Linked DNA regions of Homo sapiens: region 2 is linked to region 1. Evidence: chromatin loops called from intact Hi-C (ENCODE). Cell type or tissue: ovary. All regions are shown on one strand. Links, peaks and the distances in the headings refer to the core of each region. The heading gives the core; the rest is flanking DNA.

Region 1 (8,411 bases), core at 248-8,247:
CTAGCTCCCAGGATCACACATTCATTGTCCTGGTTCAAAAAGCTCCCAGGCCGGGGCGCAGAGGCTCACATCTGTAATCACAGCACTTTGGAAGGCCCAGGCAGGCGGATCACGAGGTCAGGAGTCTGAGACCAGCGTGGCCAACACAGTGAAACCCTGTCTCTATAAAAAAATACAAGAATTAGCTGGGCACGGTGGCAGGCACCTGTAATCCCAGCTACTCAGGAGGCTGAGGCGGAGAATCACTTGAACCCAGGAGGCAGAGGTTGCAGTAAGCTGAGATCATGCCACTGCACTCCAACCTGGGTGACAGAACTAGACTCCGTCCCCCCCTCCCAAAAAAAAAGCTCCCAATACTGCCCCCAGATTATGGTAACTGCAAAACCATGCTTCCTCAGCTACTATGGTAGTGAAATAAATACCTTGCATCTTGCCTTTCTGCTTATTTAACTCTGTTTCTAATTAAAGATGATGAGGGCATCTGAAAAACTGAATATGAATCACCCTCCACTCCTACCTCAAACACTAGCTGTAAGGAAAATGTGATTTTTAATTTTCCAAGTCTGTACAGTCCTTTAAGGCAGACTAGAAGGAGTTTAGCAAAAATGTTGTCAAACAGACTATGACAAATTATTATTCTGCCAACATATTTATGGAGAGTGAAGCAATGTGGACACTCTTTACTTTTGTTTCATAGACTTAGTGAGATAACTAGGTTTCAGTAACTTCCTAACAGAAAATGGAAATTGATATTATTTTTCATAACATTCAAAGAAACCGAGGAAAGGGTGGCTAAGAAGCTAGTGTTTTAAAATAAGCACATAGCTGCTCAGCAAGTAAAGTCTTGTGCAGTTAAGCTTATTGTTTAGCAACAGCATGACAACTTCTAGGCATGTAATAGTTTCATACAAAATGGAAGGTTGTTTCATTTAATTGATTTTACTCAAATTGGATCTTTCACATTTGCAATGAAGAGATCAGCCGTCATTGAGTCCCATTATTATATTAATAATAGAATGCTTTCAAATTTTCTTAGTGCTGTATGATTGTAGTAAGGTATTTTCTGTGCAATTTCCTATTTAGTTTTAAAAGTTGTATATAGAAATATATTTGCAAAAGTTTTCATTAACTTTTATTTGCTTGTAGTTGATATATGGCCTCTCCTCATATTAAAGGACATTTCTGCGAGATATTGACCCATTCATTTCATTGAGAGTTTACTGTCCCTTTTACATTTCATTTATTCATTTCACTTCCCACGTGCTACCAGTTTCCTGATATTGGTAACAACAGGAAAACCCTATCTAATTCACAAGACTATTTCACATAAGATTTGGAGGGAAAATTATAAAGAAATAGAAAAACTTGCAGAATCCTAAGTTAACTCATTTATATTGTGAAATAAAGAAAATGAAAAATAATATTGTTTAATAAAACAAAACCCATTGTCAGAAGTTTTACATTTTAGTCAATGTTCTGTTTATTCTTTATTTTAATTTTAATTACTAGGGCGTATATTCGATAGGATGGCATTTGATCTCAGATATAGAGTCTTTCTAAGATGAGCATTAAGAAAAATGTGAATGGGTTTAATTCATTTATTGTTCAAATGTTTTCCTCTTCATTCTCTCACATCTATAACTAGATCCCCTGAACTTTGGAATACATGGATGCTTTGCCTATTATTTATTAATTATATTACTTGATCAAAAAAAGAAAAAATGCAATAACTGACAATTGTTTCATAAATGTTAAAATATTATTAACGTTATTTTGTATAGATACCTTTCACTAGCATTATAACATAATTTTAATTTTAAACTAGAATAAAAATTTGCTTTTCTCCAAAAAAGTACATTATACCAAATATACTACTCTATAATACATGAATATAATAGACAATCCTGCTGTTTGTACCCAATTCTGTCACCTCCCTAATAGCACCAGTGACTTTAGCTGGGCAAATAGTGAGAGTAAATACCACATCCCCAGCCTCCCTAGCAACAATGTGTGACCAAGTGTCTAAATTCCACCCAATGAGATCATGAAAGTGACATGTACATGTTCAGGGTCACATTTTTCAAAGGACGGGAGCAACTTTCTCTTGTTCCTTTTATTCCTTTTTCTAGAAGGTAGATGTGTGGTGATCTCTCCTGGATCATATAAATGAGTTCAATTCCTTAAAAACATTGAGCATCAAGACAGAAGGAAGCTGAGTTTCTGATGACTAGACAGGGCAGAATAAACACACCAACCAAAAACCTATGTAAGAGAAGCATAAACTATATAATTCAGAAAATGTTATTTTGGGAATACATCATTTCAACATGTATTCTAATTAATAAAATAGCAATTTACCTCAGATCTTAGCCTTTGGTTATTTTCTCGACCCATTTAAATGTAACCCCCAAATTCTTCACATTATGTAGTCATACATTTTGAAATTAGCACTAAACAAACATATGGAAATAGTTAATTTAATAAGAGAACAATGTGTGTGTGTGTACCTAACCTGCTGCATTTAATTAAATATTATAAATTTCTCTTGATAGCTAATTTAACATGTCAATAACAGTATTATATTGAATACACACATATACCAGGCAAACACAAATACACACAAATATACGTATCAGAGGTAAAAAACTGAATATCTATTTTCACTTGACTCTGAAATTAAGGCACCCTGTCGAAGAAAACATACAAAACATAACAAAAACTATGGGCAAATGATACGGTGATAATTCAGAATTCTAGCTCTATTATTATCAAACTTTAGAGGGGCCATAAAATTTTCCTGATCTTAATGCCATCGTCTGTAAAATTAAGAGTTTCAAAAGTCCATTTCTGCTCTAAATGTCATTTAGCTGTTCAGCTCAGTGGAAATGTTTGGTGTTTTCAAATATAAAACTAATTGGTAAAATTCATCATATAATAACACTGTGATACATTAAAACCTTTTTGGAATCTAATTTTGAATCTCCCTCTCACTTCTTTTTTGCCCCTCAGATTGAGTTTCTTCCTTTTTCATTGTGCTGATTATGTAAGGGGCCTGTTGACTGTTAGAATGATCAAACAGGTACAGAGGAGGCAGTATGGCAACCGGAAACAATACTAAACTGGAAGTAGGAGTGTGGTATTACAGCTTTGACCCCGCCTCCAGTTAGTCCTGTGACAATTTAACATTCTGAGCATTTTTATCTGCTAAAGAAATAATAATAATAACAGCCCAAAATGATCTTCGTAATTTCTCCTCTAGCTTTAAAACTATAATTGACATATATGTATTTATATGCATATATGTATGTATATGTGTATATAATTTATTTATGGATGGCACTTTAAAAGGAATCTACCTGTAGCCGGAAAAATGCAAAGATGTTAATTACTTTGTGGAGCTATACTGACATCCTTTGGTAAGGTTTGGTTGATTGCAATTTGATGTGGAGATTGATAAATAGCGAGACAGTTAGATGTTTAAGTAGATAGAACAATCCAAATGTATTTACATCTGTCCACACACTCATTTGGGTATGAAACCCGTATTTATGAGAAAAAACAACGTTAAAAAGAAAAAAAAGGAGACTGTGTCAAGTTCAAAGTCTAAATATTTTAATAACACTAATTACATATTTACATTTTTAATAAAATATTTTATCTATAAAGTATTAAAATGCAAAGATTAGGCAGAGAAGACTGGCTCGCGGACATTCCAAAATGATGAGCGAGGTATGCACTCCTGTGACAATAAGCAACAAGAGAAGGGATTTGGAAAATCAAGCCGAGAAAGTTCCCTGAAAGCAAAAAATAAACATTTAAAATCACAACGAAAAATCACTCTGGTAACATATCAAATCTGGTTGCAATTTGACTTGGCGCTCTGATAATACTTGGATTTCGGTAGTCTGGTGTAAGGACGGTGCAGGAATATATATTCCAGAAGAACTATCTTTTTTTAAAAAAAATTGCAAGAAGCAGTCCTGTTCCTGAGATTGTATTACGGACACAGGCGGATTAGATTGGGCTGATTACCTTAGCCTTGAAACAGAGAGTCTTTCTGCCCTGCGGGGGAGGGGACGCCTTTCAAGCAAAGCCCTCCTCTCGGATGCGCCCTCCCCTCGCATTCACTTGCAAATCGCTGTGTGCTCGCAGAAGCCAGCACTTCCACAGTCTCTAACCTTCCCATGGCGAGTGCTGCAGCTCTATCAGCAGAACCTTTCTCTCCGTGTGAGGAAGAGCTTTTTTCCCCCCTTTCCTTTTTTTTTTTTTTCCTTTCCCCTTAATCAGAAGCACTGAATGAAAGCCAATCAGAGAGAGCTCGCCCCCGTTTTCTTCGGTTCCCTGCTGTCCAGAGTTAAAAGTGATGCTGAGAAAGAGCTTGAGTTAGATTGAAGTAGAATCAGTGATAGAAAATAACAGCCGAAAACAAACAAAAAGGGGACATAGTGACAATTTCTCCTGGGTTATTTTGGCTGGAACCAACTTCCATTATCCAGAAGCTGATAAAAAAGGTAGGAAGACTTCACCTCTTTCTTTTAACTCCGTTAAGGTATTATATATTCCTCCACTTGAGGGGTGGGGGGGGAGAGGGAGGAGATAAATGTTTGTTTTTAAGTTGTGTTTAGCAATTATTTCAAAATAATTATCTTTAATACTTAAATAAGCATACAACTCTATATATTTAATTCTAGAAACAACTGCTTCGAATATCTATATAGGCAATGTAAAGCTGGATAAATTATATATTATGCTCAACAGTGGGTCATGATATTAGAGTTTGTGAATTCATTCACTTGGAACAAATGCTAAAAAATATGTTATGAAGTGAATTTGTCATGCCCAGACTTGTTCATTTTTATTTTAAAAATCAGTTCAAGAGATAACATTGTTACTGTGAACTCTAACATCATCTAACATTACTTTGCATTCCATATGAATGGATTCACTCTGCACTTATTCGTAGTCATAGTTCATTGTACGTTCAATATAAACAGAAATGACAGGCAGAAGACAGATTCCTTGAAACTGTCAATGGTCACTAAGCATCTACATAAATACAATAGATTGACATTCATCAGAAATAGAATAGGCAGAATTCTTATTTTCAATTTTATATCTGAGTCAGAAGTATTGGGGGGAGAGAGGTAAAGAGAGGGAGAGTAAATGCATGTAGTCAGCAGTTGCAGCATTTATTGTTTCTGCTGCAATAAAATCCATATTTTATGTGTTGTTAAATTAATGCAGCATATTGCAAGTATAAATGCATGTCCCCAACAAGTAACTATTGATAGCACTGTAACTATGGGCAAAAGCAGTAGTCTGAAATTGTTTTTATGCCACTAAAATAAAAACCTACTGTCTCCTTATTATGAAAAAAGGGGAGTCTACAGGTACAAAGACAAATATTGTTTTAAAAATGACCTATCATCTTTTGCTTTGAAAAAACAGATGTTTCCTATAATTGTGGTCCTTCATTCCTTCATTCCAGTGAAAGCTTCTATTATCCAAAACTGCACATCCATTACTTCTCAGCTCTTTGGAGATACATTATTTTTTCTCCTCTTTTTTTTTTTCTTGAAGGATCTGTATTAAAAATAATCTGTCCTTCTGATGTTGACAACTGTTATACTTCAATGCATATGTTAGTAGACTTTCTCCCTCCATACCATCCCCCTCTCTATCTTCCTTTAAAACGTAGCTACAAGAGCTTCTCTGTGGTGAATAACACTTGGCAAGAGTGTGCTCATTTTTTAGGTCTGGTATGGTGAGGATTTTTAATTAGTAGAACTTTCATGAAAACATTATGTCATTGACAGAGCCGTATGTTCATTTTTAGTTAAAAGTGATGAAGAAGAAAGAAAGAGGTTATGTCCTAGAAACACAGGTAAATGCTAAGTCGCATAGATAATCTGCACCCCGCTCCCCCGAGTGTACTAAATGTGGCACATATGTATTCAATGTGCAATGCATAAGGAAGTAATGGTTTATTTGGGGAGGGATGTGGTGAAGAGACTGGAGAGTGCACAGGTGTAAACAGCGTGGATCTGTGCCTTAGGGACACGTCAGATGCAAACCCATTCTGATGATAAAAATATAAAGAAATACTTCTTTCACTTTTTTTTTTTTTGGCTGTGTTATTAAAGTGTGAGTCAATGTCTGCTTTCATTAAATCAGATACTTCTTGGGTTTCAAATACTTGCTGTGAACAAATTGACTTCTCTGGTGAATGCATACGCCTTCCCTGACTTCAATCAAAGAATAGAATTTCATACACTTAAAGGTTTGGGGGAAAAAAAACAACAAACAAAACCAAAATCTCTGGGAAATGGGAAAAAAGAAGGTAAACTGTATGAGCATCCACCTACATATGCATATGTGTGAAGTCAATGGTTAAATTGTTTGGTACCTGATTAATGCTCTAGGTGATGTTCCTTGATGTTTATAGAAACTGTTTATTAATTAGAACAGTGCTATGCAGGTAATCAATTTAATATTTCATTGTTAGATTTTTACCCACACTGGGATTTTCTTTAAAAAAGAAAAAGAGAGGATACAAAACTGATTTTAATTTAGAGTGATATTTCTGACACGTTATTTACAAAGTTAGTGTAATCTGGAAGAGGTATGTTTTTTTTCTTGTTGAAAAATAGACTACTTGAAACTGGAAAGGTTAATTCCAAAATATATGAATCTTGCATAAAAAATAGGGTGAATTTCTTGACCTTTACTTAATTTTTTATATAAGCAAATAACTGAGGCAAAGTATATACTATCTGGGGGATTTCTGTGCTTATGACTGATTTCCTATGTCTCTTAACCTACTTTGCAGTAAGTGATAACACGTCTTACTGGAATATGTCATTTTTATACCAAATCATTCCACTAGGCTGCAGCACAGCAGCAGTATTGGCTCTGATGATGCTGAATCAGCAGCAAAGTGAACCATATTCTTGTTAAGTGTTATTATCAGTAATAGTGTTTCATAGTAAGCAATTAATACAAACCAGTGATGCAAACCCAACTATCTCTAGTGTAGCCCTTGGGTATTAAAAGCATTAGCCATATTATATTCTGATTTCTACTATGCAAATTACATTCTAATACTGCTGTCACATTAGAAGTACTTGTAAAATACTGAAATTATAAATAGAAAAACAGTAAAATTATTTATGCCAATTATAAGTAATTTTATGCAGATATTTGATCTCTAAATTTCAGGTCTATGTTTGAAAACTCTACTTTCAATTAACCCAACATATTATCTGGAATAGGGTTTCAAAAGAGACAACTTACTAACCATATTGTATTTAACAGTCATGTCTGGAATAGATTGAAGTTAAAAACCAAGTAGCAAGAAACATTTCCTCATCCTTCTTAAACGTATACTGAGCAATGGTAAAATTGATTAAGCGTTATACTAAGTACAATATATGGTTCATATTATGATATTTTAAGTAGTAAAAAGAAGCGTTCTCGGAATGACACTATAGATGCATATTTGAAAAACTGAAAGTTAGCACAGACAAATCTATTTATCTTTTCTTGACACTTACACAGACCAATGAGTTCACAAAAATATATTGTTTTGTCATAATTACAATAATCTGAAATCTACAGAAAAAATACAAGTCCTAAATTTAAAAGAAAATCTGCCTTTTTCCTTTCTAGTTGAAACCTTTGGATGATATTCACGGAGCATTCATATAATTTTCTGCATTTACCCCAATAAGTTCAACCTTCAAAATTACAGATTTTTTTTTCATGCATAAGAACAAGAAACAATTTCAAACAATTACCAAGCAATGCCTGTTTTCTAAGATAACAATATCAGCTCTGGGTCGCCTGTGCCCTCTTCTTTTCTGACTGTAGAGCAGTCTCACCTCACTTGACATTTTAGTATGAGCCCTTGAGCCCTTTTATAATCCATTTCTCCTGTCTTTCTTGAATAGAAGGGCACCTAAAGCGTATAAGTCCATTTTGCTTTTCCCATACCTTCTTGTCATCACTCACTTGAACTAACTGTAGACACATATTGTCAAAAAATAAGACCCATCACATTAAATTTGTAGATTTCTGGGAATGTATTATTCTTAATGAAATATTAACAATGATGAGTTGAAATAATCTGACCTGTTTAAAAATTATTAATACAACTTTTGCTTAACTCTCTTATCAATGCAACTTCTCACAAAAAAGTAACTCTTGATTTTTTTAAGAATGAAAGTGCTTTATTTTCATCAGTTTCTTTATATTTTTATCTGATTTCTTTCTGGCAATGTATGTGATGACCTATACACTTTAAGAGACATTGGTTAAACATTATGGAACTAAAGAAAGGGAAAGCTGCAAATTAAATAAGAAGGAATACAATAAAATCACATTTTACATCATTTTAGGAAATAAAATGTAGC
Region 2 (8,411 bases), core at 124-8,123, 1.4 Mb before region 1:
GAAGGCCCTAGAGCCCCTGGAAAATCACTGATGTAAGTCCAAGAGTCCAAAAGCTGAAGAACTTGGAGTCTGATGTTCAGGGGCAGAAAGCATCCAGCACAGGCAAAAGATGAAGGCCAGAAAACCCAGCAAGTCTCCCCACTCCACTTTCTTCTACCTGCTTTATTCTAGCCAAGCTGCCAGCTGATTAGGTGGCGCCCACCCAGGTTGAGGGTGATTCTGCCTGTACACTGACTCGAATGTTAATCTCCTTTGTCAACACCCTCACAAACACACCCCAGGAACAATTCTTTGCATCCTTCAATCCAATCAAGTTGACACTCAATATTAACCATCACACTCATCCACATTTGGGAGAAGTCTCTGCTTTCCTAAGTAGAATTCAAATATCAGACTCTTTTGCAAACATCTTCACAGACACAACTAGAAATAATGCCAGCTATCTAGGCATCCTGTGGCCCAACCAAATTAACACATGAAATTAACTATCGGTGGCTCACGTCTGTAATCCCAGCACTTTGGGAGGCCAAGGTGGATGGATCACGAGGTCAGGAGATGGAGACCATCTGGTTAACACGGTGAAACCCAGTGTCCACTAAAAAAATACAAAAAAATTAGCCTGGCGTAGTGGCGGGCACCTGTAGTCCCAGCTACTCAGGGGGCTGAGGCAGGAGAATCACTTGAACCTGGGAGGTGGAGCCACCGGTGAGCTGAGATCGTGTCACTGCACTCCAGCCTGGGCGACAGAGCGAAGCTCCATCTCAAAAAAAAAAAAAAAAAAAAAAGAATTAACCATCACAATAAATAATATGTTTTATAGGTTACAGTTATTTATTCACCCCAAATTATAAATGTTTATGGCACAAAATTGAACCTCGAGGTTCTGAAATATGTGATTTACTTTGAGGTTTTGTGTTTGGCCATTGGATCAATTTCATTTTTCATTTACTTTTCGAGATAATTGAAATTATTGGTCATAGACATCAGTTCTGTGGGCCATATGAAACTAGATTTATGTACATTTTGAAATGAGGAAAAATACGTTACCAAGGTTGATAATCATTTTAACTGACACAGACGTAAAAGTTTTCAAAAGTATAAATGGAAAAAATGTGCAATATAGAGATGTCAGTTTATGAAATGGTACATTTGTTTGTGTCAAGAGCCTCTCTCATATCTTTGGTTTGCTGGCTGTAAAGAACCAGTGAATTATACAGGTCCCCTATTCTAAGACTTTGTTCTGCTAGAAACAGTTACTAATAGACTGGAAGAAAGTGCAGGTAACTGAAATTTGCACAGTAAATTATTTCAACTATTACTGCTTCTTTAATCACACACTGCATGTCTGCCACTTCTAATAACAGCTTGGTGTCTGGCAGGCATTCTGCTTTATCTCTGAATTTCACTGCTTGTGTGATCCTTTGGGAATAAATTAGTCTAGTAGTCATTATGTGCAGTCTGAGATTAACATTCACTCTATTTTTATTGCTTCCATGTACTTTTTTCTGTTAAGAACTAACTAGCGCTGACACTTGGTCTGATCTGGCCCATGCATTCCTACTGCCTCTGGTGAAATTTCCATAGACCAACTATTACCTGCCATGTTTCTTTGTATAAATTGCTCCTTGTTTCAACAAAATAAACATATTCTCTTTTCTTTTCAGCATGGTCATATTGAATGTGACTTTATATGTCTATTTCTAAATTATTTTCTTTACTGATTTGATGGTCTCTCATTTTTCAGTCTGAGTCAAAATCTACATCTCTATAACTGTTTTCCCCTGAACCATTTTTTTCTTTCTTTAGTTAAAACGGTGAAAGTAGGGCATTTTATTATTTTCATAAAAATTTAAATGATGCCTAACATTCCTTATTCTTAAGTTAGGGTTCAAATAAAAAGTGCTATTTTATATTTTCTTCATAAAATAATTTTAACTGCTGTGACTCTCTACTCTATGAATTAAAATATTTCTTCTATCCTTACTCTATTAAAACTTGCCACACAAATTTTCTTATCAAATTGAATAAAATGTTTTCTGAAAAGTTGTTGCTATATCTTCATAAGAAATCTCAAATGTATGCATCTTATTTATTAAATAAGTTAAGTCTATTGTAATTGGCTTTAGTGCCATTCTGTTAGACATTTATTCCTCTTAGTTAAAATACATCTATCAATTTTATAAGTTAATTTGCATTTACTGTATTTCTTCCAGTATTGTCCACATATTAAAATTAGTTTTCTAAGAATAATAGTTTAGGCCAGGCATGGAAGCTCACGCCTGTAATCCTAGCATTTTGGGAGGCTGAGGCGGGTGGATCACTTGAGGTCAGGAGCTCAAGACCAGCCTGGCCAACATGGTGAAACCCTGTCTCTACTAAAAATACAAAAATTAGCTCGGTGTGGTGGCAGATGCCTGCAGTTCCAGCTACTTGGGAGGCTGAGGTGTGAGAATCACTTGAACCCAGGAGGCAGAGTTTACAGTGAGCCGAGATCACGCCACTGTACTCCAGCCTGGACAACAGAGTGAGATCCTTCCAAAAAAAAAAAAAAAACAAAAAAAGCATTATAATTTAGCAACAACTAATAATAAGTTTAGCAACTTATTATTTATCTATTTGTATTAAGGCTCAGAAATCTCAGCTTTTCAGTAAAAGTTAAAAAATTTGTCACTATTATACTTGTTTAATCAATTATACTCATTTCAAGGCATACAAACATTACTTTATGCTTTATATATTAACTGGCATTTGTTGTTATAAACCATTTTTTTAGTTTTTTTGGATAATATCAAAAATTACCAATGTTGATTATATTACAAGTCATCGTGGTGAGGTAACAGGAAAGTTTTCAATTAACAATAATCACTTCTTGAATAAACCTCTAGCTATAATACTGCCAATGTGCAAAGCTGTTATAAACTATTTGTACAAGTTTAAAAATCCACTGTGTAATTTATTATATTTGTATAACATGTTAGTTATTTTGAATTGTTTCGTTTAATAATTCTGATTAAAAGAGAAAATTCATTGAGTTTTATTAGAAAGTTTCAACATATTTCTAGCTTTATGTATTGTCTATAAATTGAAGTTCAAAGAGAGGAAATTTCTATTGAAACGTTATTTTATTCTTATACCACTCTGGGCATGTTATAACATTTTGCTTTTAAAACTATAATGTATTTAAATATATAATAAACTAGAAAAAATGTTCCATAATTTCATAAGAAGCACATATTTCTATGGTAATGCATTTACTTTTACATTATGGATAGTTAAGTTCAATATTATTAATGATTAGAATAAAGAAATTATAATGTCACATAAGTAGTGAATATATATTCTTTAATCTTCAACAGAACATAAGCATTTGACCCAGAAAGCTTCCTTCTTTGCTTTTCCACAACAAGATAGGAAGTGTATAAAAGATAAGGCTGCAAGAAATCTTACACTGTAACAGTCAATTCAAATGCTTTGTGCTGCAAATGTAACTGGGAGTCAGATATTGACAGCAAAAGACAGCTTTTGCCAGGGAAACTCCATTTAGCACTTAGGAAATGAAATATGAAAGACAAGTTAACTGATTCCCACAGTAACAATTACATGTCTATACTCTAAGAATGAAAAGAAGACTTAAACAGTTATAAAATTAATAGAGTCATTGTTAGAAAGGAACTTAAATATAAACTTTATTTGAATTTCTATGTATATTTTACTAGAAACGGTGTTTTATGGTAATTATTATAATTACAAATAATATTATACATAATATATCATATATATTATTCCATATTCCCCATATTATTATATACATAAAGTGAAACAACCTGACTCTTTGGCTACAGGCTTTTTGTACTGCAAGGTTGGAAAAACATGGGTCTATTCCTTGAACAGGTAAGAGACTGTCGTCCAAACACTTAATGTTGTAGTAATATCATAAAATTAGGTTTGTGGCCTGAGCTACCACCTTAGATCTCTACCAGATTGGTTAACTTTGGTAATTGATTGAAATCATTTCCCATAGCACTTTTAAATAATCAAGTTTCTTAGAAGTGTTAGATATTAACACTTAGCTGGGAGACATTAAATGATAACCAGAAAGGGGCTTGATGATCATTCTCAGTAAGTAGGTAAAGTTGACTGGGGTGAGATTAAAGAGGTCTCTGTCCATGCACAATTTCACTAATACAACTGATATGACACACCCAATTCATAGATATAAAAAGTAGAGTGGTGGATGCCAGAGGCTGAGGGAAAGAGGAAATGGGGTGTTATTTCTTAATAAGCAAAGAGTTTCAGTTTGGAAGCTGAGAAAGTTTTGGAGATATACGGTGGTGACGTGATGGTTGCACAATAATGTGAATGTATTTAATGCCACTGAATTACACACTTAAAAATGGTGAAGATAGTAAATGCTACGGTATGCATATTTTATCATAACAATGGAAATGTGACCAGCATACAAACTCTTGGAGAATAAAGGTATTCAATGCTGTAGTCTGAATGCTGGTGTCCCCCTCAAAATTTATATGTTGAAATCCTAACTCCTAAAGTGATTGCATTAGGAGATGAGAGTTTTGGGAGGTGATTAACTCATTAGGACAGAGCCCTCATGAATAAAATTAGCGTCCTTATAAAAGAGGCCCAAGACAGCTGCTTTGCCTCTTCCATCACATGAGGACACAGGAACAATGTGCTACCCATAAGGAAGAGGGCTGTGACCAGACACTGAATCTGTGGGTGGCTTGATCTTGGACTTCCCAGGCTCCAGAACTGTAAAAAACAAATATTCGTTGTTTATAAGCCAATCATTTCTGATATTTTGTTATATCAGCCCAAATGGGCTAAAATATTTAAGTATAAAAAAAAATAGAGAAAAAAATATTTTATCTCTTTTTGGGAAGTCATTTCTGAAACAATGAAAAAATGAAAAACTACAAGGAAAAATAGTTTCAGATATAAGAATATTTAATATATATAAATTTAAAAATTAAAAATAAAGGTTCATAATATCTGATATATATTTATATTATATTTATATAGATAATGCTAAGATAATGACTGAAAAATAGGTATGCAATAATGTCAATTTCTTAAGGGTCTAAAAAAATGTTCCAGTGTTTCACTAGATAGTAATAAAATGTGTAATAAAATGATATTCCATTTTCAACTATAAAACTAAAAATCTCCCCTTTTTGTTTACATTTACAATGGTCAATACTGGCAAAGATCTGGAACATGAATGTCTGTTTCTTTGTACCCGACTGAATTGCTATGATGTATTTGGAAAAGCATTTACTAGATGTGTCAAAGCGAGATTTTTAAAACGTCAGTTATTTTATGTCTCTCATGAACAGCACTGTGACTTAAACTGAAAAATGTAGTAATAGATATTTTTATTCTTATATTTTGGAATTTCTAAACTTTGTTTACTGGCCGTATATATTGCAGTGATAATCAGAAAGCCAACACTCACTGAATGCTATTTTTAAGAAAAAATATATATCTAGTTTGAAGACAACTTAAATATAATGTTTCATTCATCTTCTATAACTGAAACTTTGCACCTTTTGACCAACAGCTCCCCACTACTCACCCCCCGCCCCCCATCCCACCACCAGCCTCCAGAACCCATCTTTCTGTTATGCTTCTATAAGTTTAGCATTGTGGGCAGTGTTTCCTGGGTTTCACTTATCTCCAAACTACGTACAGCTTTTTTATATCAACATCTCTCAATAAAGCAGTTTATAAATAGTAATCTGGTCAACCCTAGTGACATTAATAAAGGCTCTGTTAGTAGCAGGAGGTCTGAGGGATTTCAGAGCTGAACAAGGAAAAAGCCATGACCAGAAGGCGGCAGCAGCACACACGACTTTACTGGGGGATACATTGGTTTGCACGTTCTCCAAATCCTCACTTCGGGGAACGTCTAGAAGAGGAGAAGGGCCAGTGAACTCTGGAGAAAAGGGGTATTGGAGAGGGGACTTACATATCTCAGTGATGTTCCCCAGTAGCCTGAAAGATTGTCTCTGGGTCAGAGACCTCTGAAGAGCAGCAACAGCTGGTCGATGGGCATAACTTTGTGAGGACAAAGTGCCTAAAAATCTGTTTATTTGTTGTTTATAAACCAACCTTTTTGTGGTATTTTGTTGTAGCAGCCCAAATAGACTAGGATATTACATGTTTATAAAAATTAATATAGAAAAAAATATTTTATTTCTTTGCTGGGGAAACATTCCTGAAACCATTAAAACACAAGAAACATTAGATTTATAAAATTTTGAGTTTGGCACTAGCAGACTTTTGAGTGAACAGATCTCAGCATGCTGTGAAGAAATAAACATCTTAGGAGCTAATATACAGAGACCATCTTTGACTCATCTTTATAACACATTGAAGTACTTCATTTAGAGAAGATGCTCAGTAAATCTTTCATTTGCATTGAAAGAAATATTAATTTTACACTTCAGAAAATATAATTCAAAGACAATAAGAGACTTGGTTAAATTTACTCAAATGACTAGGCAGAGTTAGTTATATCACTGGGTTCTTCTCATTTAGAACCAACTCTTCTTTCCATCATTATTATTTTCTCAAACATTGTTAATAAACTTAATACATTTCCACATGTAGTTCCAAACCTTCAATGTATAAATGTACTTACCTAATTCAATTTCCACTTTTTGTGCTGGAAAAAAAATCAAAGGCACTCTGATTCATAGTGAATGAAAGACAATCTTATTTTCCACAAACTTCTAAACATGGCAAAAAAAAAATTGTAATTGTCTTAACTTTTAATTTTCTCCATGGTGTAGATATATCGATATATACATAAATATGAATGTATTCTCAGAGTACTCTTCTAGGTTTTATTATGGGACATTATTTTTATGATTAAAAAAGGAAATGTAGTATTCATATATCACTGCTGTGATGTGTGAAGCCGATTGTTTGGTAAAAAGAATTCTGAGCTACAGGTTCTTTGATATGTATTCCAATTCTGACTCACCCAATGACACAAATATTGATGTATTAGTTCATTTTCACACTGCTAATAAAGACATACCTGAGACTGGTAATTTATAAAGGAAAGATGTTTAATTGACTCACAGTTACACATGGTTTGGGAGACCTCACAATCATGGCAGAAGGCAAATGAAGAGAAAAGTCACATCTTACACATTGGCAGACAAGAGAGAGCATGGGCAGGGGAACTCCCTTTTATACAATCATCAGATCTCATGAGACTTATTCACTATAATGAGAACAGCATGGGAAAGACCTACCCCTATAATTCAATTACCTCTCACTGAGTCCCTCCCATGACACGTGGAGATTATGGGAACTACAACTCAAGATGAGATTTGGGTGGGGACACAGTCAAACCATATCAACTGATGATTTTAGAAAATACTAGAACTACATTTTAAATATATTAACTTGCAGGATATTTGTTTACATGTAGAATCTCAAAAAAAGATGAGAATATTCACAATTTGGGGTATTAAATTTACAATTGCCAGAAATTTATGAGAAGTGATATTGCCCTTTGTAGCCTTAAATATTAATTAGTGCAAGTTGCATAACTGTAATATAAAATTAATGAATTAATTTCTGTACTTGTTTATATTTCTTTGAATGCAGATAATACTGTATGTCATTGTTAGAAATTCTCTATTGTTCTATATTATTCTAAACTTCATGGCTTGCTGAAGATGCAGATGATCATGCTTTAACAATAAAGTATTTTAAAATTATGTACATTGATTTTTCGATAAAATACTATTGCTACAGTATAAAGTAAATTATTAATATGCATATTAAGAAAACTATAGTGTAAATGTAACTTTTATATGTACCAAGCAACCAGCAACCAAAAAAATGTTTGACTTTCTTTACTGTGATACTTTATTGAGGTGGTCTGAAACTTAACCCACTATATTTCTGTGGTACACCTGCATTCCTTATTTCTCATAGACAAAGCAAGAAAAATTGTTAGAATTCAGCTGAGTACACTAGTATATCAACATTTTATTTATTTTTTTGAACAAATTGCTATTACTAAACATAATTCTTCCTGTGAAAATTATTATAAAAGAAAAAAAACTATTTTTATGAAATGGCACCGAAAATATCAATTTTGTTTGCACTTAATGAAGGCAAGAAGAAAGGACTCCAGCAGAGAAATTTAAGTTTTGAGTATAAAAAAGAAAATCAGTGGCTATTCAGAGCAGTGTGTAATCTCTTACTTGTTGAGGAATAGTTTAAACAGTACACGATATGAAGCTAATACCAAATGTAGAGTCATACCTGAAATAGACATGTTTTATATATAATCATGAAATACTTATGTATGTCAGGACATTAAAAAGAGAATAACATGAGGATTGAAACAATATACATCCCACGCTTTT

What was found. A loop is a pair of places that touch in the nucleus more often than their neighbours do. Peaks named below come from ENCODE experiments on the same cell type or tissue, not always from the same donor. Only the 100,000 strongest peaks of a DNase experiment are listed, where the experiment ranks them.
Region 2: a loop joins it to region 1, with 21 times the contacts of the local background. A loop is called at or near these places in 4 of 110 quality-filtered maps.

Annotation. Positions count from the first base shown.
Region 1 is chr5:24,640,694-24,649,104 of GRCh38, reverse strand. It overlaps CDH10 (cadherin 10), which reads left to right and starts at 4,127. Exons shown (of 12, transcript NM_006727.5): 1 at 4,127-4,511. LOC124901174 (a long non-coding RNA gene) reads right to left here and starts at 4,396. Exons shown (of 2, transcript XR_007059125.1): 1 at 4,033-4,396; 2 at 3,591-3,794. RefSeq lists an enhancer at 3,835-4,430. In ovary, for the core only: no CTCF peak of the experiment used is centred there; a DNase peak (open chromatin) is centred at 4,067.
Region 2 is chr5:26,007,389-26,015,799 of GRCh38, reverse strand. It overlaps the pseudogene RNU4-43P. Among named protein-coding and RNA genes, the nearest start is that of TRK-CTT9-1, 190 kb to the left of the region's middle. RefSeq lists an enhancer at 5,589-6,090. In ovary, for the core only: no CTCF peak of the experiment used is centred there; no DNase peak of the experiment used is centred there.